Regions from separate parts of the Homo sapiens genome. Here region 2 is linked to region 1. A link is a loop called in an ENCODE intact Hi-C map of the cell type or tissue named here. Cell type or tissue: CD14-positive monocyte. All regions are shown on one strand. Each heading gives the region's core, and the rest is flanking DNA. Links, peaks and the distances in the headings are about the cores only. Region 1 overlaps NDE1 (nudE neurodevelopment protein 1). Region 2 holds the start of LOC124903649 (a long non-coding RNA gene).

The links. Hi-C counts contacts between places; a loop is a spot of excess contacts. Peaks named below come from ENCODE experiments on the same cell type or tissue, not always from the same donor. Only the 100,000 strongest peaks of a DNase experiment are listed, where the experiment ranks them.
Region 2: it touches region 1 in a loop (2.0-fold over the local background); 38 of 110 quality-filtered maps call a loop at or near these places.

The regions. Positions count from the first base shown.
Region 1 is chr16:15,689,756-15,701,716 of GRCh38, reverse strand. It overlaps NDE1 (nudE neurodevelopment protein 1), which reads right to left. Exons shown (of 9, transcript NM_017668.3): 6 at 10,394-10,573; 7 at 7,461-7,552; 8 at 4,857-5,008. Among named protein-coding and RNA genes, the nearest start is that of NDE1, 45 kb to the right of the region's middle. In CD14-positive monocyte, for the core only: no CTCF peak of the experiment used is centred there; no DNase peak of the experiment used is centred there.
Region 2 is chr16:15,628,225-15,640,185 of GRCh38, reverse strand. MARF1 (meiosis regulator and mRNA stability factor 1) reads left to right here. Exons shown (of 27, transcript NM_014647.4): 2 at 895-1,096; 3 at 3,844-4,530; 4 at 5,255-5,429; 5 at 6,343-6,569; 6 at 8,688-8,805; 7 at 9,682-9,854. The coding sequence starts at 953. It overlaps LOC124903649 (a long non-coding RNA gene), which reads right to left and starts at 6,176. Exons shown (of 2, transcript XR_007065003.1): 1 at 5,927-6,176; 2 at 4,388-4,680. In CD14-positive monocyte, for the core only: no CTCF peak of the experiment used is centred there; no DNase peak of the experiment used is centred there; H3K27ac peaks cover 2,813 bases.

The DNA.
Region 1 (11,961 bases), core at 4,273-9,272:
GGCCGTGAAGCTGCAGGCACACTCCAGAAATTAGTGTGTTCTTTTAACTCGTGTCCCAAAGAGACAGCAGTTCCTAACATGCAGTGATGAGTGGACACACCATGGTGCGTTGGAAATCCCACGTTCACGTCTTTGACAAGGAAGCCTCCTACAATGATCTTGTGCTTTAATTTTACTTGATGGTCACCCTGGTTACTTCATTATGCCTTTGAATGAAGTCCTGTTCTTAGTGGCTGCATTACCAAGGCCATCTTGCCCCAAAGACCCCTCAGGGTCCTGAGGCAGAATTCCCCCCACCCCACCAGGGGACTCAGGAAAATGAATGATCGCAGTTTGCCAAAAGAGGTCAGATTTCCCACTGACGCTGGTTGGTCTGGAAAATTACTCTGAAAACTCGAACGCACCTCTAGGAATCTCAATGAGAAGCTAAGAAGCAGGCTACAGTCTCAGAGGTTTATGACACCTTTTTTTTTTTTTTTGGAGACGGAGTCTCACTCTGTTGCCCAGGCTGGAGTACAGTAGCGCAATCTTGGCTCACTGCACCCTCCACCTCCCGGGTCCAAGCAACTCTCCTGCCTCAACATCTGGAGTAGCTGGAATTATAGGCACGCACCACTGCACCCAGCTAATTTTTTGTATTTTTAGTAGAGATGGGGTTTCACCATGTTGGCCAGGCTGGTCTTGAACTCCTGACCTCAGGTAATCCACCCGCCTCGGCCTTCCAAAGTCTTAGGATTACCGGCCTGAGCCACCGCGCCCAGCCTATTCCAGTTTTTAAAAAGGCATGTGACTGTTAAGTTCTCTGTTCTTAGACATGATTTCAGTACACCACAAAGCACTGGGAGATTTTGTTCTGGAAGACGATTCCACCTGGTTGGGAGTTGGGGGGAAGAGCCTCTGAGAGAAGCTCCATCCCACATTTACGGAGACTTGGGACATTAAAAACACCTGTCAAGACCAATCAGGGGCCAGGCACGGTGGCTCAGGCCTGTAATTCCAGCACTCTGGGAGGCTGAGGCGGGAGGATCACTTGAGGCCGGGAGTTCAAGACCAGCATGGCCAACATGGTGAAACCCCGTTTCTCACTAAAAATACAAAATTAGTGGGTGTAGTGGCACACTCCTGTAGTCCCAGCTACTTGGGAAGCTGAGATAAGAGAATCGCTTGAACCTAGGAGGCGGAGGCTGCGGTGAGCCGAAATTGCACCACTACACTCCAGCCTGGACAAGACAGGGCAAGAGCATGACTCTGTCTCAAAAAAGAAAAAAAAAAAAAAGACCAATCAGGACCTCCGCTTGGGTTAGTGCAACACAATGGGGCATGGGAACGATGGCTCATGCTTGAAATCCCAGCATTCTGGGAGGCCGAGATGGGAGGATCACTTGAGGCCAGGAGTTCAAGACCACACTGGGCAACATGGCAAAACCCCGTCTCTATTAAAAATACAAAAAATTCAGCCAGGTGTGGTGGTGGGTGCCTGTAATCCCAGCTACCTGGAAGACTCAGGAACAAGAACCGTTTGAACCCAGGAGGCGGAGGTTGCAGTGAGCTGAGATCACGCCACCACACTCCAGCCTGGGTGACAGAGCAAGACTCTATCTCAAAAACAACACGGTAGCCTCATCACCGACAACTTAGAGCCCTTCCCAGAGAGCCCCTTTTGTCCCTCTTTGCAATGCACACGGTGGCAGGTAAGGATGAAAAGACATTTCCCAGGGACAAACCCCAGAGCACAGGTGATGGCCTCGGTCATTGGCTTGGGCCGCAAAGCTAACTAACTATGGTGACTGCTCTTATTTCTCAAACTAACTTAAAACAAAAACCTAGTGTAAAAAGACGACAAAAGGTAACGACTTCCGCACCAACACCAAGACCTTCAGCTTCCGTGGTTTTCCTAAAGCAACATCTTGACTACCCCCTGGGCTGACGGCAGCGGCGATGAAGACATGTGTGAAGGCGGCTTCCCAAATTCCAGGCGCTTCCCCAACCTTCAGACAGAGCAAACCAAATTAAGCTGACATAACAGCTGTGACAAACTGGCTAGCACCGGGGCCCAGAGAGTTATAAGGGTGAACATCAAGAGTCAGGAGCAGGGTCTCACAGGGTCTCAATTTTCTCTCCTGTGAAATGAAGAAGAGGACACTGGCTACCTGGCTCTCAGATTCCAAGGTCACACAAAACGCCCAGTCTCAGACCCACTAGAAAAATCCATCTCTTACCTATTGTTTGTTTGTTTTACAGCCTACGCAACATAGTGAGACCCTGTCTCTATGAAAAATGCAAACAAAAATTAGCTGGGTGTGGTGGCCTGCATGTGTAGTCCCAGCTACTTGGTAGGCTGAGGTGGAAGGATCGCTGGAGCCCAGGAGGCGGAGGTTGCAGTGAGCCGAGATCACACCACCGCAGTCTAGCCTGGGTGACAGAGTGAGACCCTGTCTCCAAAAAAAAAAAAAGGCCAGGCATGATTGCTAACGCTTGTAACCCCCAGCACTTGGGAGGTCAAGGTGGGAAGATCGCCTGGAAAATTAATCTGAAAACTCACCTCTAGAAATCTCAATGAGAAGCAGACTACAGTCTCAGAGGTGTATTCTCAAACTCAAAGCCAGGAGGTTTGAGACCAGTCTGGGCAACATAGCAAGACTGTTTCTATAAAATATAAAAAAAATTAGCCAGGGGTGGTGGTGTGCACCTGTAGCCCCAGCTACTTGGGAGGCTGAGGCAGGAAGATGGCTTGAGCCCAGGAGGACGAGGCTGCAGTGAGCTATGGTCGCACCACTGCACTCCAGCCTGGGTGACACAGCAAAACCCTGTCTCGTAGAAAGAAAACAAACAAAAATTAATTTTTTTTTTTTTCTTGAGAAAGAGTCTCACTCTGTTGCCCAGAGTGGAGTTCAGTGGTGCAATCTTGGCTCACTGCAACCTCCACTTCCTGGGTTCAAGTGATTCTTGTGCCTCAGCCACCCAAGCAGCTGGGACTACAGGCATCCGCGACCATGCCCGGCTAATTTTCGTATTTTTAGTATAGATAGGGTTTCACCATGTTGCCCAGTTTGGTCTTGTGAACTCCTGGCCTCAAGTGATCCACCCACTTCTGCCTCCCAAAGTGCTGGGATTACAGGTGTGAGCCACTTCACTGCACCTGGCCTAAAAATCCACGTGTAAAGGTCTCAAAGTTATGTGCATGCCATGGAAAATATTCTTAATTTCCTGTCACGTGTCTGCTACAAACCCATCAAATTCCTACGGCTTGGGGCCCAGAGAGATGGTAGTCACACACCTTGCAGAATTCCTGAATCTGAAAGCTGCCCCTTTTTTTTCTGAGACAAGGTCTCGCTTCATCACCCAGGCTGGAGTGCAGTGGCTGGGAACACGGCTCACTGCGGCCTCAACCTCCAGAGCTCAATTGATCCGCTGCCCTCAGCCTCCCAAAGTGCTGGGATTACAAGTGTGAGCCACTGAGCCTGGCCCTGATTTTCTTTAGGCAAGAAAATTAATGACACTGTTAGAGATCAGATCTGCACTGTCCCATCGGGTGGCTGGTTTCAGGAACATAGTCTGGGCTAGAAGTTAGTGCCAGTTTCTCAAAGGTTCTACAGATTTAAAAAGAAAAAAAAGGGCTGGTTGCAGTGGCTCACGCCTGTAATCCCAGCACTTTGAGAGGCCGAGGTGGGTGGATCACAATGTCACGAGATCAAGACCATCCTAACACAGTGAAACCCCGTCTCGACTAAAAATACAAAAAATTAGCTGGGCATGGTGGCACACGCCTGTAATCCCAGCTACTCAGGAGGCTGAGGCAGGAGAATTGCTTGGACTTGGGAGGCAGAGGTTGCAGTGAGCTGAGATCATGCCACTACACTCCAGCCTAGGCGACAGAGCAAGACGTCTCAAAAAAAAAACAAAACAAAACAAAAAAAAAAACTTCAGGGGAAGCAGAGCCATGACTGATGCTCAATTCCCCAAATAAGGGCTTTATTTTTATTTAACTAATTAATTAACTTTTTGATATGGAGTCTTGCTCTGTCACCCAGGCTGCTGTGCAGAGGCACAATTTTGGCTCACTGCAATCTCTGCCTCCAGGGTTCAAGTGATTCTCCTTCCTCAGCCTCCTGAGTAGCTGGGACTATAGGCACATGCTACCATGCCTGGCTCATTTTTCTATTTTTTTTGGTGGAGATGGGGTTTTACCAATGTTGCCCAGACTGGTTTTGAACTCCTGACCTCAAGTGATCCACCTGCCTTGGCCTCCCAGACTGCTGGGATTACAGGCGAGCGTCACCACACCTGGCCCAAATAAGGGCTTTTATACAGGACATTCTCACAGTGTAACCGTGAGTAGCAGCTGTAGAATCAAATGATAAAAATGACCTTCTTGGCCAGGCATGGTAGCCCACACCTGTCGTCGCAGCACTTTGGGAGGATGAAGGGTGAGGATCACTTGAAGCTCAGAGTTTGAGACCAAACTCGGCAACATGGCAAAACCTGTCTCTAGAAAAAATACAAAAAATTAGCCGAGCACGGTGACACGCACCTGTACTCCCAGCTACTCGGGGGACTGAGGTGGGAGGATCGTTTGAGCTGGGAGGCAGAGGGTGAGCCATGATCCTGCCATCGTATTCTAGCCTAGGTGACAGAGTGAGACCCTGTCTCACAAAACAAGACCCTCTCTCTAGCCCTTTGTTCAAGCCACAAGACACCACCTAATGCTGCCTGCAGGGAGCAGAGGAGAGGATAAGGTTTGCTGAAATAATCCTATAATTTAAAAAGACACATGGCTGTGGGCTGGGGGTGAGTGTCTCTTGCCTGGGGCAGGCGGGTTCTCCCCGCCAGCGAGAGGTTTATTAGAAGGTACTGACCCCTTATCACCCAAAGGCACGCTGGTGCTGCTTGGCCGTCTCTCCCCGCCATCTCTGTTCTTGCTGCTCCGCCCAGAGGCTGGGCCACCTGTTCGGTTTGGGGACTGATCGTACACGAGGTTCCGGCAGGAAGCGAGTTTGGACTCCAGTGCCTGGACAGAAATACACTTTTATCTCTCAAGTTATAGGCAAGGACTATTCTGTCTTACCAGAGCCTGTACAGAAGAACGAACCCCAGACAGTGGTTCTCAAACTGTTGTGCACTGGAATTCCAAGGTGGGACCCCAAGAGGAATCCAACGTATATGCCAGTCTCAGAACCAAGCACCTTAAGTATTTGGGAGCTGGCTGGGCACAATGGCTCACACCTATAATCCCAGCACTCTGGGAGGCCAAGGCAGGAGGATGGCTTGACATCAGGAGTTTGAGACCAGCCTGGGCCACAAAGTAAGATCCCATCTCAGTTTTTTTTTTTGTTTTGTTTTTTACTTTTTTAGACGCTGTGTCACCCAGGCTGGAGTGCACTGGTGAGATCACAGCTCACTGCAGCCTCAACCTCCCAGGCTCAACCAATCCCTCCCACCTCAGCCTCCTGAGCAGCTGGAATTATAGGCATCCGCAATCATGCCCAGTTAATAAAAAAAATTTTTAATGCAAAAAATTTTTTTTAATTACGAAAAATTTTTTAAAATGTTTGGGAGCTGCCTGGAAAAAGATCACGGCTCACTGCAGCCTCAACCAATCCTTCCACCTCAGCCTCCTGAATAGCTAGGACTATGCACAATCATGCTTGGCTTAAAAAAAAAAAAAAAATTCTTTTTTAATTACAAAAAATTTTTTAAAATGGGAGCTTTCTGGAAAAATCACTAACCTACCAATTATCCAACTCCGCTTGTAGGAAGTAGGAAATCCACTTCTGGAATCCTTCACCCTTTGGTTTACCTTGTTAAACCTCTGCAGAATGGCAAGAAGTTTGGTAAGGACTTGGTCTGGCTACAACAGACCCTGAGGAAACCAAAAGGACACTGACAGCACCCCAGGCTTCTCTATACTCCAACTAGGCTAAATACTGAAATGCAGACCTGCTTCTAGAATAGCAAACCAGACAGCCAAAAACCAGAAGTAAAAACAAAAGAAATGAGTTGCAAGCTTCTATTAAGTTGTAGCTACAAATACACTGTGTACAGTGACAACTTGGTAGGAGTTAAATTATGTGGCCTTCTAGGCATCATTTTTAAAAATAAACTACAAAGAATACCTATGTTTTTACTTAAGCACAAAAGGATCCCTCCCTGTAATTAACATAAAAGCTGAAAGGCCAAATTCTTTGCCCTAGGCTTTCAAGATTTTTTTTTTTTTTTTTTTTGAGACCAAGTCTCACTTTGTCACCCAGCGGTGCGATCTCAGCTCACTGCAACCTCCGCCTCCCGGATTCAAACAATTTTCCTGCATAAGCCTCTCAAGTAGCTGGGATCGCAGGTGCCCACCACCATTCCTGGCTAATTTTTGTATTTTTAGTAGAGATGGGGTTTCACCATGTTGGCCAGGCTGGTCTTGAATTCCTGACTTCAGGTGATCCACCCATCTCGGTCTCCCAAAGTGTCAAAATTCACTTAAACCCCAAGAAACAAACCAAAAAAAAAAAAAAAAAAAAAAAAGGTGGCAGTTTTTTTCTCTTCTGAGACAACGTCGTGCTGTCACCCAGGATGGAGTGCAGTGTTGGAATCTCAGCTCACTCAGCCTCAACCTCCCAGGCTGAAGCAATCCTCCCACCTCTCAGCCTCCTGAGTAGCTGGGACCACCAGTGTACACCATCAGGCCTGGCTAATTTTTGCATTCTTGTAGAGGCCAAGTCGGGGCAGGGGGTTTCACCATGTTGCCCGGGCTGGTGTCAGACTCCTGAGCTCAAGTAATCTCCCACCTTGGCCTCCCAAAGCACTGGGATTACAGGTATGAGCACCCGGCCAAAAGAGAAGGCAGTTTCCAAGTGCTCCTTAATTTTTCGAGTTAAGGAAAAAACACACATATCACCCTAATTTCCCAAATTTCCTAGAGGAAAAACGGTAAAAGGAAAGAGACATACATAGGGTTCAGAGCAGGGCTTCGAGTCAGAGCTCTGAGTGTCTGGCAGTAACTCCCACAGGAAGCTCTAATGATTCCCAGGGATGCTAAAGGAGCAGCCACACCTAAAACTCACCACACTGCTATGAAAGGGGCTGGACGCATTGGCTCATGCCTGTAATCCCAGAACTTTGGGAGGCCAACCTGGGAGGATCACTTGAGGCCAGGAGTTTAAGACCAGCCTGGGCAACACAGCGATACCCACATTACTACAAAAAAATGAAAGTATCAGCCAGGCATAGTGGCGCACACCTGTGGTCCAAGCTCCTCGGGAAGCTAAGGTGAGAGGATCGCTTGAACCCAGGATTTTGAGGCTGCAGTGAGTTGTGATCATACCACTACACTCCAGCCTGAGCAACAGAGCAAGACCCTGTCTCTAAAAAAAAAGAAAAAAAGAAGAGAGGGAAGGAACTAGATCAACCCCCTTCACACATCCTGAAAGACAGGCAGGAAGGCACCAAACGCCAGGAAAGTGTGGTCTTACCCCGACTTTCCGCAGTAGGTCTCCCACAATGTTGAGGGCTGATATCCGGGCCGCAGGTGTGAGGGGGGTCCCCCCGGTGGAGTCGTCCAGGCCTGGGTGTGCAAAGGGAAGAGCATGTAACTCACCAACCTATAGTCATGTCTGTGCGTTAACATCGCTAGATCCAAAACCACGGGACAGGAGGGACACTGACGCCTTTCCTCGGATCCCAAAAGCTACCCTATTTCTTTCCGTAGTTAACCGCATCACACACCCAAGGCCCGTATGACAACCAATTTTTCAAGTCCTTGTGATGACTGCAACAAATACTTATTTTTACATGTTAGTCTTGCTCTGTCACCCGGACTGGAGTGCGGTGATGTGATCTCAGCTCACTGCAACCTCCGCCTCCCAGGTTCAAGCGATTCTCCTGCCTTGGCCTCTTGAGTAGCTGGGATTATAGCCATGTGCCACCACACCCGGCTAATTTTTGTATTTTTAGTAGAGACAGAGTTCCATCACGTTGTCCAGGCTGGTCTCGAACTCTTGACCTCAAATGATCTGCCCGCCTTGGCCTCCAAAAGTGCTGGGATTACGGGCGTGAGCCACCATGCCTGGCCTTTAACAAATTTTTTTTTTAATAGAGACAGGGTCTCACTATGTTGCCCAGGCTGATCATGAACTCCTAGTTTCAAGCGATCCTCCCACCTTGGCCGCCCAAAGGGCTGGTATTTACAGGCATGAGCCACCGTGCCCAGCCACATTAGTCTTTTTAAACAAACCCAAAACAAATCCTTTTGAAATTGTAGAAAATCCATATAGTTAATTAACATAATGGCATCTGTGATAGATACAAGAACTATAGACAGGATGATCCAGCTTTACAAGGGTCCCGCTCTGCAGAGCCTCTCTTCTCCAAGTGGGGTCCATGCACCAGCAGCACATGAGAACTGTTAGAAATGCAGAATCTCTCGGCCAGGCACAGTAGCTCACACCTGTAATCCCAGTGCTTTCAGAGGCCGAGGCAGTTCGATCAGTTGAGGTCAGGAGTTCAAGACCAGCCTGGCCAACATGGCAAAATCTTGTTTCTACTAAAAATACAAAATTAGCTGGGCATGGTAACAGGTGCCTGCCTGTAATCCCAGCTACTCGGGAGGCTGAGGCATGAGAATCGCTTGAATCCAGGAGGCAGAGGCTGCAGTGAGCCAAGATCAATGCCGCTGCACTCCAGCCTGGCCGACAGAGCAAGACTTTGTCTCAAAAAAAAAAAAAAAGAGAGAAAGAAATTTCAGGCCCCACCCAAGACCCACTTGATCTGAGGTACATTCTACCAAGATCCCCAGGTAAGCTACATGCATATTGAAGTGTGGAAACATAGCCAGGCATGGAGTTGCATGCCTCTAGTCCCAGCTACTCAGGAGGCTGAGGCAGGAGGATCACTGGAGCCCAGGAGTTGGAGGCTGCAGTGAGCTATGATTGCACCACTGCACTCCAGCCTGGGCCACAGACCAAGACTGTGTCTCTAAAAACAACAATGAAATAAAGTATGCAAAATGGCTCTAGACTGGGGCTAGGCACAGTGACTCATACATGTAATACCACCACTTTCAGGGGCTGAGGCAGGCAGATCACCTGAGGTCAGTAGTTTGAGACCAGCCCGGCCAACATGGTGAAACCCCATCTCTACTAAAAATACAAGATTAGCCAGGCATGGTGGTGGGCACCTGTAATTCAAGCTTACTCAGGAGGCTGAGGCAGGAGAATCACTTGAACCTGGGAGGAGGGGGTTACAGCGAGCCAATATCGCACCATTGCACTCCAGCCTGGGCAACAGAGCAAAACTCCATCTCAACAAAACTAAACAGAAGGGCTCTGCACCGGAATTCTAGAAGTCTCACTGGTCTCTTCATGCCCAGGGGACAAGCTAAGGGATAAGGTAGTAGATGGTAGGGTAAGCCCTGGAGCCTGCCTGCCTGGGTCTGAATCCCAAACCATCTGCCATTCAATTGCTTCATGACTCTGCTTAACTCAGAGCCTCACTTTCATCAAACGGGGACAGCACCTGCATCCTGGGCCTGCGGCGAAGGCTGCAGGCTGGCCAGCACACACTGAGCACTCCTTAACTGTCTGTTATTAATATCTGCTGTAAAAGGCCTGATCGGAAGCTGTCAGCAGAGGGGCTGGGGTGAGAACTGAGATTCTTTTTTTCTGCCCATGCAGCACACGTTACGCTGAGTCTAGCTCTCGGTGGATGTATTACTAAACCCACAGAACGCTTTTTACTTTTTTGTATTTGGTCAGTGACATTTCAAATTTGGGAGGTTTTATATTCAACAAGAGGATTTTTGACCAGGCGCGGTGGCTCACACCTGTAATCCCAGCACTTTGGGATCAGCCGAGGTGGGCGGATCACTTGAGTCCAGGAATTTGATACCAGCCTGGGCGACATGGCAAGACTGTGTCTCCACCTAAAATACAAAAGTTAGCCAGGTGCCTTTAGTCCCAGCTACTCCGGAGGATGAGGTGGGAGAATCACTTGAGCCCACGATGAAGAGGTTGCAGTGAGCCAAGATCACGTCACTACACTCCAGCCTGGGCAACAGAGTGAGATCCTGTCTCAAAAAAAAAAACCCAACAAAAAAAAAGAGGATTTCTGGCTTTGAAGAATGGAAAAAGCTGCAGATGAAGGGCCAATCCTCGTAGCTGCAGAGTGGCAGCCACCCGCTCTGGGTGGGGTTTCCATTTCATCAGACTCCACTACTGCCTCTTACCCAGTCCTCACTGATCTCAATGCCCATCCCCAAGAACATCCCAGTCTACTCTCTGCTCAAAGCCTGAGAGCAAATCAGGCTCTGAGCCTGATGCAAATCATCACACCCCCAGGACCCACCCCAGATTCTTACCCAGAAACACTTTGTGAACCGAGAAAATCCTGCAATTCCCACTCCCCTTACCACGTCTGAAGCTCCCAGGTGTGTTTAAACTTGAGCTGGGTCCTCGGTGAGCAATGGGCGTGGACGGCACGGAGCCCGTGGCCTGCACAGCTGTGTCTGTCCTCTCAGCTTCCACTGAGCTGGGCATGGGGGTCCTGGGTTTCTCCTGCTTCTGCTGCACGGCCAGTTCCTGCCGCAAATCTGTGCCAGAAAAAGGATTCAGGAATTCAAGTCCTCAGCCAGGCGCAGTGGCTCATGTTTATAATGCCAGCACTTTGGGAGGCCAAGGCAGGTGGATCGCCTGAGGTCAGGAGTTCGAGACCAGCCTGACCAACATGGTGAAACCTCATCTCTATTGAAAATACAAAAATTAGCCCAGCATGGTAGTAGGCACCTGTAATCTCAGCTACTCAGGAGGATGAGGCATGAGAATCATTTGAACCTGGGAGGCCAGGGTGGCAGTGAGCTGAGATTGCTCCAGCGCACTCCAGTCTGGGTGACAAGAGCAAGACTACGTCTCAAAAAACAAAAAGGGAATTTAAGTCCTTGCTTAGGGTTGGTGGGGTGCAGGGAGAGAGGTTCAACAGTAGATACCAGTCAGAAAAAAGACCTACTGGGGTGAAACACTCCAGGTAGAAACCCCAAATAAAGGGAAACCCACAGGACCTTGCCTAGCAGACTTGGAACTCTACAGGATGTTTCTCTTGACTAACAAAATGGTTTCAGATTTTTAAAAAGCTATGACAGTGACACACTAATGCTTTTATTATTGAAAAAACAATTCCAACATAGCAGTGTATTTAGAACACTAAATGAAAATATGCCCGGGAGCAGTGACTCATGCCTGTAATCCCAGCACTTTGGGAGGCTGAGGTGTAAGAATCACATTAATCCAGTAAGTCGAGGCTGCAGTAAGCCATGATCATACCACTTCAGCCTGGGCGAGAGTGAGACCTCTGGCTCAAAAAAAAAAAAAAAAAAAAAAAAAAAAGAAAAAAAAAAAAAAAGGCCAGTTGCACTGGCTCAAGCCTATAATCCCAGCACTCTGAGAGGTCGAGATGGGAGGATTGCTTGAGGTCAGGAATTTTCAGGCCAACATGGCAAAACCCCGTCTCTATTAAAAATACAAAAAATTAGCCATGCGTGGTGGTGAGCGCCTGTAGTCCCAGCTGCTTGGGAGGCTGAGGCAAGACAATCGCTTGAGCCTGGGGGACAAGCAGTGAGTGCAGTGAGCTGAGATCACGCCACTGCACTCCAGCCTGTGTGACAGAGCAAGACTGTCTCAAAAATAAATAAAGTATGCTTTCCAGACTATCCCCAAATGCTCCTCCTCACTCATCATCACCATAACATGTGGGAGAGCTTTTCAACCATTGTTCTCTGAATTTTTTTTTTTTTTTTTTTTTGAGATGGAGTTTCACTCTCTTGCCCGGGCTTAAGTGCAGTGGCACAGTCTCGGCTCACTGTAAATCTGCCTCCCGGGTTCAAGTGATTCTCCTGCCTCAGCCTCCCAAGTAGCTGGGATTACAGGCACGCACCACCACACCTGGCTAATTTTTGTATTTTTAGTAGACACAGGGTTTCACCAT
Region 2 (11,961 bases), core at 3,173-8,172, 60 kb after region 1:
CTCTTAAGTCAATTTTAAAATCTTACATATAGTTGTCAATGAGGATGTGGTGGTGGCTCTTTTACTCAGATTAGATGCTCTCTTCTGTTAACTTTTGACTTTCCTGAGCAGCATCTTTAGGGAGAGAGAGCCGAAAAGAATTCAGAAAAACTGTAGAAAAAATTGATTCCAGCCAAGTGAGGAGGTGAAGTCTCACTCTGGAATATGCAAGTTTCCAAGATATGGCTACCTCTCTCAAACATGGTTACATGTGGAAAGGAAACAAGACTCATGGAGAGTTCATTTTTTATTTGAAGAGCTATGAAACATGAAGAATGGCAGATTATAGATTTTTTAAGAAATCAGGTTGTTGCAGTTAGATTTTAAGCATAAACAGTCAACCAAGTTTACCAAATTTTATTAACCCGTAATATGCTCTGATATTTTGTGTTTTTTTCTTTCTTTATTTTATTATTATTATTTTGTTTGTTAAGATTTGAATTGTTGGCCGGGCGCAGTGGCTAATGCCTGTAATCCCAGCACTTTGGGAGGCCGAGGAGGGTGGATCACTTGAGGTCAGGAGTTCAAGACCAGCCTGGCCAACTTGGTGAAACCCCATCTCTACTAAAAATATAAAAATTAGCCAGGCATAGTGACAGGCTCCTGTAGTCCCAGCTACTCTGGAGGCTGAGGCAGAAAAATCGCTTGAACCCGGGAGACGGAGGTTGCAGTGAGCTGAGATCGTACCACTGCATGCCAGCCTGGGCGACAGAGCGAGACTTCCTCTTGAAACAAAGATTTGAATTGTTGAGAGCCATAGGACTGTAAATATAGCTGTGGTTTCACATTTTAGTATGTTGTAAAATTTGTACTTATGCAAGGAAATAACACTGAAATCTTACTCATTCTTAACAGGGTGGAAGAATGAAAGAAAAGAAAGATGAAAGGATGTTGAATCACTTTGCATGGCTGTATGATGGAAGGAAACGGAACTGAGAACTCCTGCAGTAGAACACGTGGATGGCTTCAACAAGATAATGATGCTAAGCCATGGCTTTGGAAATTCTCTAATTGCTTTTCTCGTCCTGAGCAGACGCTGCCACATAGTCCCCAAACGGTAACTATATGCAAGACTAAGGATGTAGCAGATTCCTCATCCAAATAGATGAGAGAGGTCCATTTGGTCTGGGATACAGTCTCTCATCCTAGAGTCTGTGCCACATTTTTCTGTAGATCTTGCCTGTATTGCCTCTTATACCACATTATAATGTGAGAGCACAGCACAATTTTTTAACTCTTCTATTTCACTTTGAGTAACAGTAGATGCCTTGAATATTTAATGTTAAAATTTGGGAAAGATTTCTTCCTCATTAAAGTCACAGGTAACAAAGATTAAAAATCCACATTGTGGAGTAAAATCAGAGGAAAATACAAAATATGTTGTATTTTACTGTAGCCCTCTTGAGTTTTGAGTCTATAATCTAGGAAGGGTTGGGAAGAGCTTATCCACTGCCTGTTTTTTATTTCGAGATTTCTCTTGAATATTTACTTCTCAGTATACATTTATGTCTCTAACTTCTTGCTTACTCATTGTGATTTTGACATTTTCTTTTTTTTTTTTGAGGTGCAGTCTTGCTCTGTGGCCCAGGCTGGAGTGCAGTGGTGCGATCTCGGCTCATTGCAACCTCTGCCTCCCAGGTTTAAGCAGTTCTCCTGCCTCAGCCTCCTCAGTAGCTGGGATTACAGGCCTGTGCTGCCATGCCTGGCTAATTTTTGTATTTTTAGTGGAGACGAGGTTTCGCCATGTTGGCCAGGCTGGTCTTGACCTCCTGACCTCAAGTGATCCTCCCGCCTCAGCCTCCCAAAGTGCTGGGATTACAGGCGTGAGCCACCGCGTCCAGCCAATTTTGACATTTCCTGACTTCATGCACTCATGTTACCACCTTTCTATTTCTTATTTTCTATTGTATGTGGGATTCAAGTGAGACTGTAATATAATTTTATATAAGGGTATTAACAACTTTTATTTGATTTTATTTTTTGAGACAGAGTCTCGGCTCAGCCCCCTAGGCTGGAGTGCAGTGGCACGATCCGGGTTCACTGCAACCACTGTCCCTAGTTCAAGGGATTCTCCCGTCTCAGCCTCCCTAGTAGCTGGGTTTACAGGCACTCGCCATTATGCCTGGCTAATTTTTGTATTTTAGTAGAGATGGGGTTTCACCGTGTTGGCCAGGCTGGTCTTGAACTTCTGACCTTAGGTGATCCACCCGCCTCGGCCTCCCAAGTGCTAGGATTACAGGCGTGAGCCACCGCGCCTGGCCGGGTATTAATAACTTTTTAAAAACCAGTTTAATTCTCTATTTTCTCTAGGTTTTCACTATATAGTTGTCTTTGTTGCAAGACATCAAGTAATTTGGGTCATTTTAGGAGTGTTTTATTTTAGAGACAGTTGACAGTGAGGGTTGGCATCAAAAGCAAGGCTTCCTGGGATGGGGTGGTAGATCTGGTCCTCATGGAGTCACACAATTCAGAATTACACGGTCAACTTTACAGATCTTGAAACTCAATTTTGTCAGTGGCATGCAGAATGGAGTAGGTTCAGGGGATCAACTCATAGTAAGCCTGCCTGTATGAGCCTGATCTGTATAAATCAGAATACCAGTGTGTTAATTTCAGTCTGAACTATAATTACCAAGAGGGCAGTTCATTGGCTGGTCAGCCCGTTGCTGTTATCTCCCTTTTAGGGAAAGTTTAGCTGAAAATTCACATTTCTTCCAGATGAGCCTATGCTCCCAGGTGAGTGTAGAATCACAGCAAAGGGAGTGGAATTTTAGGCGTCAGATGGACCCTCATATGCTGTGAACGGTGAGCACGTCTCAGTCACTGTAGCAGGGCCCCCTCTTCATCTTAATGTCTCTTGCAGTCAGCCTGTGAAGGCTGATGAATTCAGTCCCCTTTCAGTGGCTAGGTACTGTGCCAGGTGGTCTATGTGCTCTATCTTATTTTATCCTCCTAGCAACTCTAGGAGGTATATTGTATTCCCAGTTTATGGATGAGGAAACCAAAGTGTAGGTTAAGTAACTTACCCAAGGTCATACAACTATTGAGTATCAGATTCTAACCCAGGTCTCTGCCACTGATGCTCTGCTCAGAACCTTTGTAATATACTGGCTTCCTGTGTCTGTGTTGGAGTCATGTGGCAAACTATTTGTCTTGGATCTTTTTCTTGGATAGTTTTCTAATTCTCTAAATCTTTTCACTGGCTGCAATATAATTGTCATTATGGCTTTAGGTCATGATATCTTAGGGTTTATGAAATGTCATCAGCAACACGGATGGGCCATCTGGGTAGATGGCTGATCTCATCTGTGTTTGAAACTTTACTCTTTTCCTTTGGGGGATCTTACTAAAACCCCTTATGGCCTGACCACAGAACTATTAAGTATTGTCCTCAAACCACTGTGTGTGTTAGCCATCTTTATTGAATGCTGTTTGTGAGGGGTTGTTTTCATACCACCTATTTTGTCTTCAGAAGATTCTGTGAGGCAAGGGGAAATTACCAAAAGGAAGTTACTGAGGCATGGTGGCTGCTAAAGATGTAAACAGGCCCTCCCACCCCAGTCTGTTTCAATTCAGGAAGAATGTAGTCTTAATTTTAGTTGTGTGTTCCAGTGTTCATGTCCTGCAGACCTCTCTGAAGAATGTTCCTGGTTTTAACTAGCTGTGATTCCATTTTGTTCAGTTATGATTTAGTGATGTAACAGAATTGAACACTATTTCTGTTTGTGCATGCAGTAAGATATGAGTAACCAAAAAACCACGGACCTCATAAAATTAATTTATGTTCTGATTTTCTTTTCTCAGAAAGAGTACATGGAGAACAAGAAAGTTGCTGTGGAACTAAAGGATGTACCATCACCCCTTCATGCTGGCTCTAAGCTTTTTCCAGCAGTCCCACTTCCTGATATTCGTTCTCTTCAGCAGCCTAAAATACAGCTTTCTTCTGTCCCCAAAGTAAGCTGCTGTGCTCATTGCCCTAATGAACCCTCCACTTCGCCAATGCGTTTTGGTGGTGGTGGTGGCGGTAGCGGAGGTACCAGTAGCTTGATTCACCCGGGCGCACTGTTAGACTCGCAAAGCACCAGGACAATCACGTGTCAGGTAGGGTCAGGGTTTGCTTTCCAGTCTGCATCTTCACTCCAGAATGCCTCAGCTAGGAACAATTTGGCAGGCATTGCAAGTGACTTTCCCAGCATGTGTCTAGAGAGTAACCTGTCTTCCTGCAAACACCTGCCCTGTTGTGGAAAACTCCACTTCCAGTCATGTCATGGTAATGTGCACAAGCTGCATCAGTTTCCGAGTCTGCAGGGCTGCACCTCCGCTGGCTATTTCCCCTGTTCTGATTTCACAAGCGGGGCTCCAGGGCATTTGGAAGAGCACATTTCACAGTCGGAGCTAACGCCTCACTTGTGCACCAACTCTTTGCACCTTAATGTGGTACCTCCGGTTTGTTTAAAGGGCTCACTTTACTGCGAAGACTGTCTAAACAAGGTTCGTATCTTTTTATTTCTTAAGTTGGGTGCAGCTGAGGATTGAGGAATGACTTTTGAAGTGGATTTATCTTGAAAAGTATTATACATGGGGTTGAAGATTCTCCCATGGTATAGGGGAATCTCCCCATCAGCATAATTTTTGCTGGTTCTGAAAGAAACAAAGGGTAAGATGGGAGATCATTCAAAAAAGTAGAGAGTCATTATTTTTGTAGTTTATACTTTTAGAGCCTCTTGTTGCAAACAAGAGGTTGGCAAAGCCTTCGTGTTCTATGTTTAAAGGCTAAAGCACGATGGATTTTTTATAACTTACATTCAGCTTACACATGGGCCCATTCATGTAAGGTAGATAACTGCATGTTGTCTTTTTGCAATAATGTGGGAAACCTGAAGCTTGGCCTCAGTCACATTGGTGTTCAAGTGAGACTTTGCTACCCTTTATGTAAAATATGTGTGAGGTCTTCGTTGCAGCAGACTCATGCCCCAGAATGTAAAGATCTGACCACGTGAATATCTTTCTTGATCATGTCAAGTCACTTCTGGAAATGAATTTATGAACTGATAGCTAATGGTTCTTGGAAAGATTATTTGAAAGTCCTTTTTATTAGAGGCTAGCAAGTGGAAAGGTAAAACACTTAGAGTGTATTTTCAGTTGTTGTATATAACTCCAGCTTCTGAAATGATGTATCTGACACCTCCTCCTTTTTAAAAAAAATTTAAAACAGCCAGCAAGAAATAGCATAATCGATGCGGCTAAAGTCTGGCCAAATATACCACCTCCAAATACTCAACCTGCACCTCTTGCTGTCCCTCTGTGTAATGGCTGTGGAACCAAAGGAACAGGGAAGGAGACCACGTTGTTATTGGCGACCAGTCTAGGCAAAGCTGCTTCAAAATTTGGTAAATGACAGTATGGCATAAAATGTGCATATTTAAATAGCTTTCAATATCTCATACTAACATTGCATTTAATCACCTTTGAAGGATTCCTTATGGTTCTAAAGCTACTGTGTATGTGAGTCTCCAATTCCATATCTTGGTAGAAATCTTTTTATTATTATGGACCAGGAAGTCATTTGCCCTTTATGTTGGGCCGAGGCTATACACAGAAGCTGTGTATAGAAAAATTGGTAGTATATCAGGAGAAATAAAAGTGCTGGAAAAGACTTGGTGTCACCTTAGGTTGGAAATCACACTTGTTGATGGTATACTCCCTAGAAGTGCTTAGAACAATTTACTAATGGCTGATTAAAAACAGTATTTGAAAACCAAAGAGTTCTCAGTTAAAATAATTTCCCTAAAAAGTAGTTAATGCGACGTTTTGAAAACATTTTTAAAATATTAAATCAGATGTTAATGCAGCGTTAACTCAAAATCAACGACAGTAACAGCTTCACCCTTTGTCAGCTCCTCAGTGTTGGTTACTACCAAGTAGGTAGATAAGTGTGGGCTAAGCTTGAAAGTCGGGTCCTGGAGCTGCAGTATCCGGTCAGTTAGTGTGCTTGTGTTCAGAGAAGCATCACTGCTTAATGTCAGAGTGGCTCATGCTTGGAGGTGGATTTATTGTGGGCTTAAAGTTACTTGACTTTTAGATTTGTCTTCTCCTGAAAAACAGAAATAATCTCTTAGAGTGATACTTTTTGACAGCTTGATTGCTTATTAGGTCAACCAGTGAGGTTGGTAGCCTTAAAACTTGGCATTCATTAATAATTTAGTTTTTCTACCACTGAGAATGATAGGTAGTTTATTATCTTATTGTAACTTGCCATTTATTTTCCACTACAAGTAATTGAAAATGTTAACATTTCTTAAGGGTCACCAGAAGTTGCAGTAGCTGGACAGGTGCTAGAAAACTTACCCCCCATTGGAGTTTTTTGGGATATTGAAAACTGCTCCGTTCCCTCTGGCCGGTCAGCAACTGCTGTTGTGCAAAGAATCCGTGAGAAGTTTTTTAAAGGCCACAGAGAAGCAGAATTCATCTGTGTATGTGACATCAGTAAAGAAAACAAGGAAGTTATTCAAGAGCTGAATAATTGCCAGGTAAAAAAAAAAAATTTAATAATTTTAATCTACAGTAGAGGAATAAGCAGATATTTGTTTGTTTGTTTGTTTTGAGACAGAGTCTAAGTGTCACCCAGGCTGGAGTGCAGTGACGCATTCATGGCTCCCTGCAGCCTCGAACCCTGGGACCCCAGTGATCCTCCCACCTCAGCCTCCCAACTAGCCAGGATCACAGATGCACGCCATCATGCTCGGCTCATTTTTTATTTTTTGTAGAGACGAGGTCTCCCTATGTTCCAACCAGAAACAGAAACTAAGAACCCATGACTGTATTCTGTCCCTTGGACACCCCTGGATGGCTTTCAGGATCCAGGGTTAGGTGGTGGAGGCTTGTCTCAAACTCCTGGGATCAAGCAGTCCTCTTGCCTTGGCCTCTAAAAGTGCTGTACGTGTGTGTGTGTGTGTGTGTGTGTGTGTGTGGTGTTTTTTTTTTTTTTAGAATTCTGATTGAAAATTTGTTTAATGATATTGCATTTGTGCCAAGTTTTCAAATAAAATAAATTAGCAAAAGATCACTTCCAAAGTACTAGAAATAATTTAATCATTCTTTCAGTTATGCTCCCTAATTTATATTTTAGTTCTATACTGGTATAATGGTTATATATGTATTATTTCCTTTGATTTTCATTACTGCTCTTTGAACCAGGCACGTAGAATATATAATTCACAATTTACAAATTAAACTAAGGCCCTGAGAGGTGAAGAAACTTGTTTAAGATCACTTGGCCAGGAAGAGCAAAGATCCAAATCTAGATTTGTCTGACCCCCAGAGTCTGCTTTTAAGCTGAAACTAGAATTTGGGTCTTTTGACTCTTAGATAATTAATTATATTGATAGTCCATATTGCTTGTCTAAAATGATATACCCATGTTCTTTACAAAAACCAGCAAGTTATTATTGTGTATTGCAGGTGCCTGAGGCAACTTTCTCAAAATAAACCTTTCCTTCCTTTGGGGACTTATATGCGAGCCTGATAGTTTTAACAGAAATAAATGCATTTTAGCTCCCTTAGGGGATATCCTCCCTCCTCTCTCTACCACCTCACCCCAGATCCTGAAAGCCATCCAGGGGTGTCCAAGGGAGAGAATACAATCATGGATTCTCAGTTTCTGTTTCTGGTTGGGCTAGTAAAGCACCTTCCTTATCTCTCTTTTCTGCTTATTAGTAGGGACGGAAACTAAAAACTATGGCTTCCAGCTGCTAAAAGCCCAAAACAAAACAAAACAGAAAACAACAACAAAAGGCAGATTGCACAAGCTTGCATGGGTAGCATGGACAGTTGACATAAAACACAGCCTTAAATCTTATTTTAGTCATTTGTCTGATCTTTACCACCTCCAAATTGTTGGCAGAAGCTATTAGAGCAAATTTAACTGAGTTCAAATTTCACTTCCTATATTCTACTTATTTTCTGAAAGGAGGATGAAAGAAATGCAAAAACAGAAGATTGGAGATGAGAGCAGGGTTAGTCACAAACCCAGTTCATATCAAGAACCAATGTTGAGATTACTGAGATCTGTTGTAATTTTTTACCATTCCCAATAGTAATAAGAATTTTTTTCTCAAGAATTACTTATTAAAATATGGGCAGACATCAGTGATAGACTGGATAAAGAAAATGTGGCACATAATACACGATGGAATACTATGCAGCCATAAAAAAGAATGAGATAATGTCCTTTGCAGGGACATGGATGAAGCTGGAAGTCATTATTCTCAGCAAACTAATGTAGGAACAGAAAACCAAACAGTGCATGTTCTTGCCTTATAAGTGGGAGTTGAACAGTGAGAACACATGGACACAGGGAGGGGAAAAACACACACTGGGGTCTGTCTGTCGGGGTTGGGGGAAGGGGAGGAAGAGCATTAGAACAAATACCTAATACATGTGGGGGCATAAAACCTAGATGATGGGTTGATAGGTGCAGCAAACCACCACGGCACATGTATACCTATGTAACAAACCTGCACGTTCTGCACATGTACCCCAGAACTTAAAGTATAATAAAATTTAAAAAATAAAAAATATGGGCAGAATGTGTAGCAATTTTCTAGCCTCAGCTCCTGCTTATTCACCCTTATTATAAATTAATGCAGGTAACCGTTGCCCACATCAATGCTACTGCAAAGAATGCCGCTGATGATAAACTGCGGCAGAGTCTCCGCAGATTTGCAAATACACACACTGCTCCAGCCACAGTGGTTCTTGTGTCAAGTAAGTACAGAAACATCTGCTAATTTCAGCTAAACTCACTGTGTGGGAAATTATCATAGAAGCCAGCAACATGTGAAAGTAAAATGTATCCCCAAAGAGGCTGAAGTACATGAGACATGTTTATGGTTATTGTTGAGAACTGTTTAGAAAAAAAATTGGGTCTAGGTGGATTTCTGTATTTCCTCCTTGGAACTTGAGTTATTGTGGGACCAGGTTTATTTTTTATTTTATTTTTTTGTTTATTTATTTTGAGATGGAGTTTCGCTTTTGTTGCCCAGGCTGGAGTGCGATGGCGCAATCTCGGCTCACTGCAACCTCCGCCTCCCAGGTTGAAGTGATTCTTCTGCCTCAGCCTCCCAAGTAGCTAGGATTACAGGCATGTTCCACCACGCCCAGCTAATTTTGTATTTTTAGTAGAGATGGGGGTTTCTCCAGTTGGTCAGGCTGGTCTCAAACTCCTGACCTCAGGTGATCCACCCTCCTCGGCCTCCCAAAGTGCTGGGATTACAGGCGTGAACCACCACGCCCGGCCGGGACCAGGTTTATTAAAGAAAAATGTGATTTTTTTTTTTTTTTTTACCTTGTGCTCAGTATTAATAATTTTTAAAGTTTAAGTTAATTTTCAAATTTGAGTCTCCCCAACATATTTGCTCCTTTTTAATACTGAAAGTAACATATGTGTCTTGGAATTCTTTTGGTAAGATTGTCTTACATTCTTCTGATGTGAAACGTGTTTCTTTCCTAAGAAACGGGGGAAGCAATTTTGAATATAGTCCAGCCTTTCCTTTCTTCTCAGTGGGTGTCAATAGAGTTGTCTGTCTTTGTCAAGTGTTTCTAATGTTTGGGGATGGGGTTGGTCTGTACCTTTTCTTTCAGCTGATGTCAATTTTGCATTGGAACTTAGTGACCTGAGACACAGGCATGGTTTCCACATTATTTTGGTCCATAAAAACCAGGCCTCAGAAGCACTGCTGCATCATGCTAACGAGCTGATCAGATTTGAAGAGTTCATTTCCGACTTGCCCCCCAGGTTACCACTAAAAATGCCAGTAAGTGGGTTTGCGTTATTTTTGCCATTTTCCAATATTACATTGTGGAGGCTGAAAGACAGCCCATAATAAGGGGGTTGCCAGGCCCAGATGGGGCTGTTCTTTGTAAGAGGTGGGTTAGATTTTGAAGTAAGGCTTAGAAACCTTCGGTTCTTCTCACAAATATACAGATAATTGGTATGTATGAAGTTTGCTTTTATTTATTTCAAAATATCATATGAAATTGACTTGTAGATTTACCTTCCCAACTTGCCAGTGTCTTCAAAGCTAGCAGTGTTTTGTGTCAGGTGGATAGAAATAACGGATTAAAAGTCATGATTCTTTTTGCTTCCAAGTATTATGGGTAGAGAATATGGCGAGGGTTCTCACATACTTGTGTGGTTGGCACCAAATAAGTGGAGTCAATTGTGCATTTTTTTCGGTATTTAATCCTTAAGCTTCAGCGGGCCTCTGAGTCTGTGCTTTCTATTGTGCATTCCCTGTGGTGCATGGACACAATTAGCAGGAGTGGTTATTGCTCCACCTGTGTGTAGCCTGTTTATGCCATATACTGGGAGGAGGGTGTGAGCACATTTCCAGGACTAGCATTTCTGATAGACTTGACTTGGGATAAGAATGTTTATTGCAGTGCTGGGCTGTGTTTAAGCCGCTGGCGAATATGTGTGTAACTCTGAAAGAATTAATGATAATGGAGAAGGAGCCATGGTGTGGGTGATCCAGGAGAGTGGGCAATCCCATACGTTAAATGAAAGTCTTCACATATAATTTAATAACTGAGAGTTACAGAAGTACGTTAGACATGATCTCATGCAAAGTCTTCATTTAAGGGAGAAAGAAATCAGCTCTTAGAAAAAGTAAACGTGTCATTGGTGATTGCAGCAGTTAAGAGAGTGGGCCCCGGGTATCCTGATTCCGGCACTTGCCTGCTAGTCACCTGTGTCCCCGATACCCAACAAGCCCCCTGCGGTCTGGCTTAAGTTGAAACTCATGCTATGGACAGTTGAGAGTTGTGGATACCAGAGGCTTACCCAGGGAGTAAGCATATACAGGCCTTACCTTAATCTTTTGAGGCTCTTTCCTAACTCACCTTTGTCATTATTTGTTTTTAGTCACTTGGCTGTAGTTACATTTCTTCCCTTCTGCTTCTGTTTGACGGTCACTTTTCTAACTTTGAAGGCCTTATGTAAATACGGTGTTTTTTCCTGGGAGGTGAAGGTTGCAGTGAGCTGAGATCGCGCCACTGCACTCCAGCCTGGTCGACAGAGCGAGACTCTGTTTCAAAAAAAAAAAAAAAAGTAAATGTAGTGTTTTAGGTAAGAACTTGCCCACTTTGGAGATTCTTATTCCTTATGGTTAAAAAAACCAAAACAATGTTTTGATAATTCAAACCATTTAGTTTTGCTGGATGTTTTTTCCCATCCACTAGAGTGATAATTTAAGATACATTTCTTTTTATGTTCTTTAGTCTGTTCCTTTAATTTTAATAAATTAAACATACATTGGTACTGCCTGGGTTTTGAGTCCCAGGTGTAATAGGAAAAGTGTAGATTTTGTTGATAATTGGTCAGTACCCCTCAAATAAAAAGAAAAGCCTCTGATTAGAAAAGTATGGTGTGGGCCGAGTGATGTGGCTCACGCCTGCAATCCCAGTACTTTGGGAAGCTGAGGTGGGCAGATCACCAATCACCTAAGGTCAGGAGTTCGAGACCAGCCTGGCCGATGTGGCGAAACCCCATCTCTACTAAAAATACAAAAATTAGCCAGGTGTGGTGGCGGGCACTGGTAGTCCTAGCTGCTTGGGAGGCTGAGACAGGAGAATCACTTGAACCTGAAAGTGGAGGTTGCAGTAAGCCGAGATCACACCACTGCACTCCAGCCTGGGTGACAGAGTAGACTGTGTCTCAAAAAATCTAAAAAAAAAAGAAAGAAAAGAATAGTATGGTATGATCATTGTAAAAACAAACAAAACACAATATTTAGAAATGTGGAAAGTGAAAACCCCACAATTCTACCCTCCAGAAGTAACCACTGTTAATATTTTGGTATTGCCCTCCAGATTTAAAAAATGTACGTTTAAAAAAAAATGTGTCACATATACAGTGTTCTG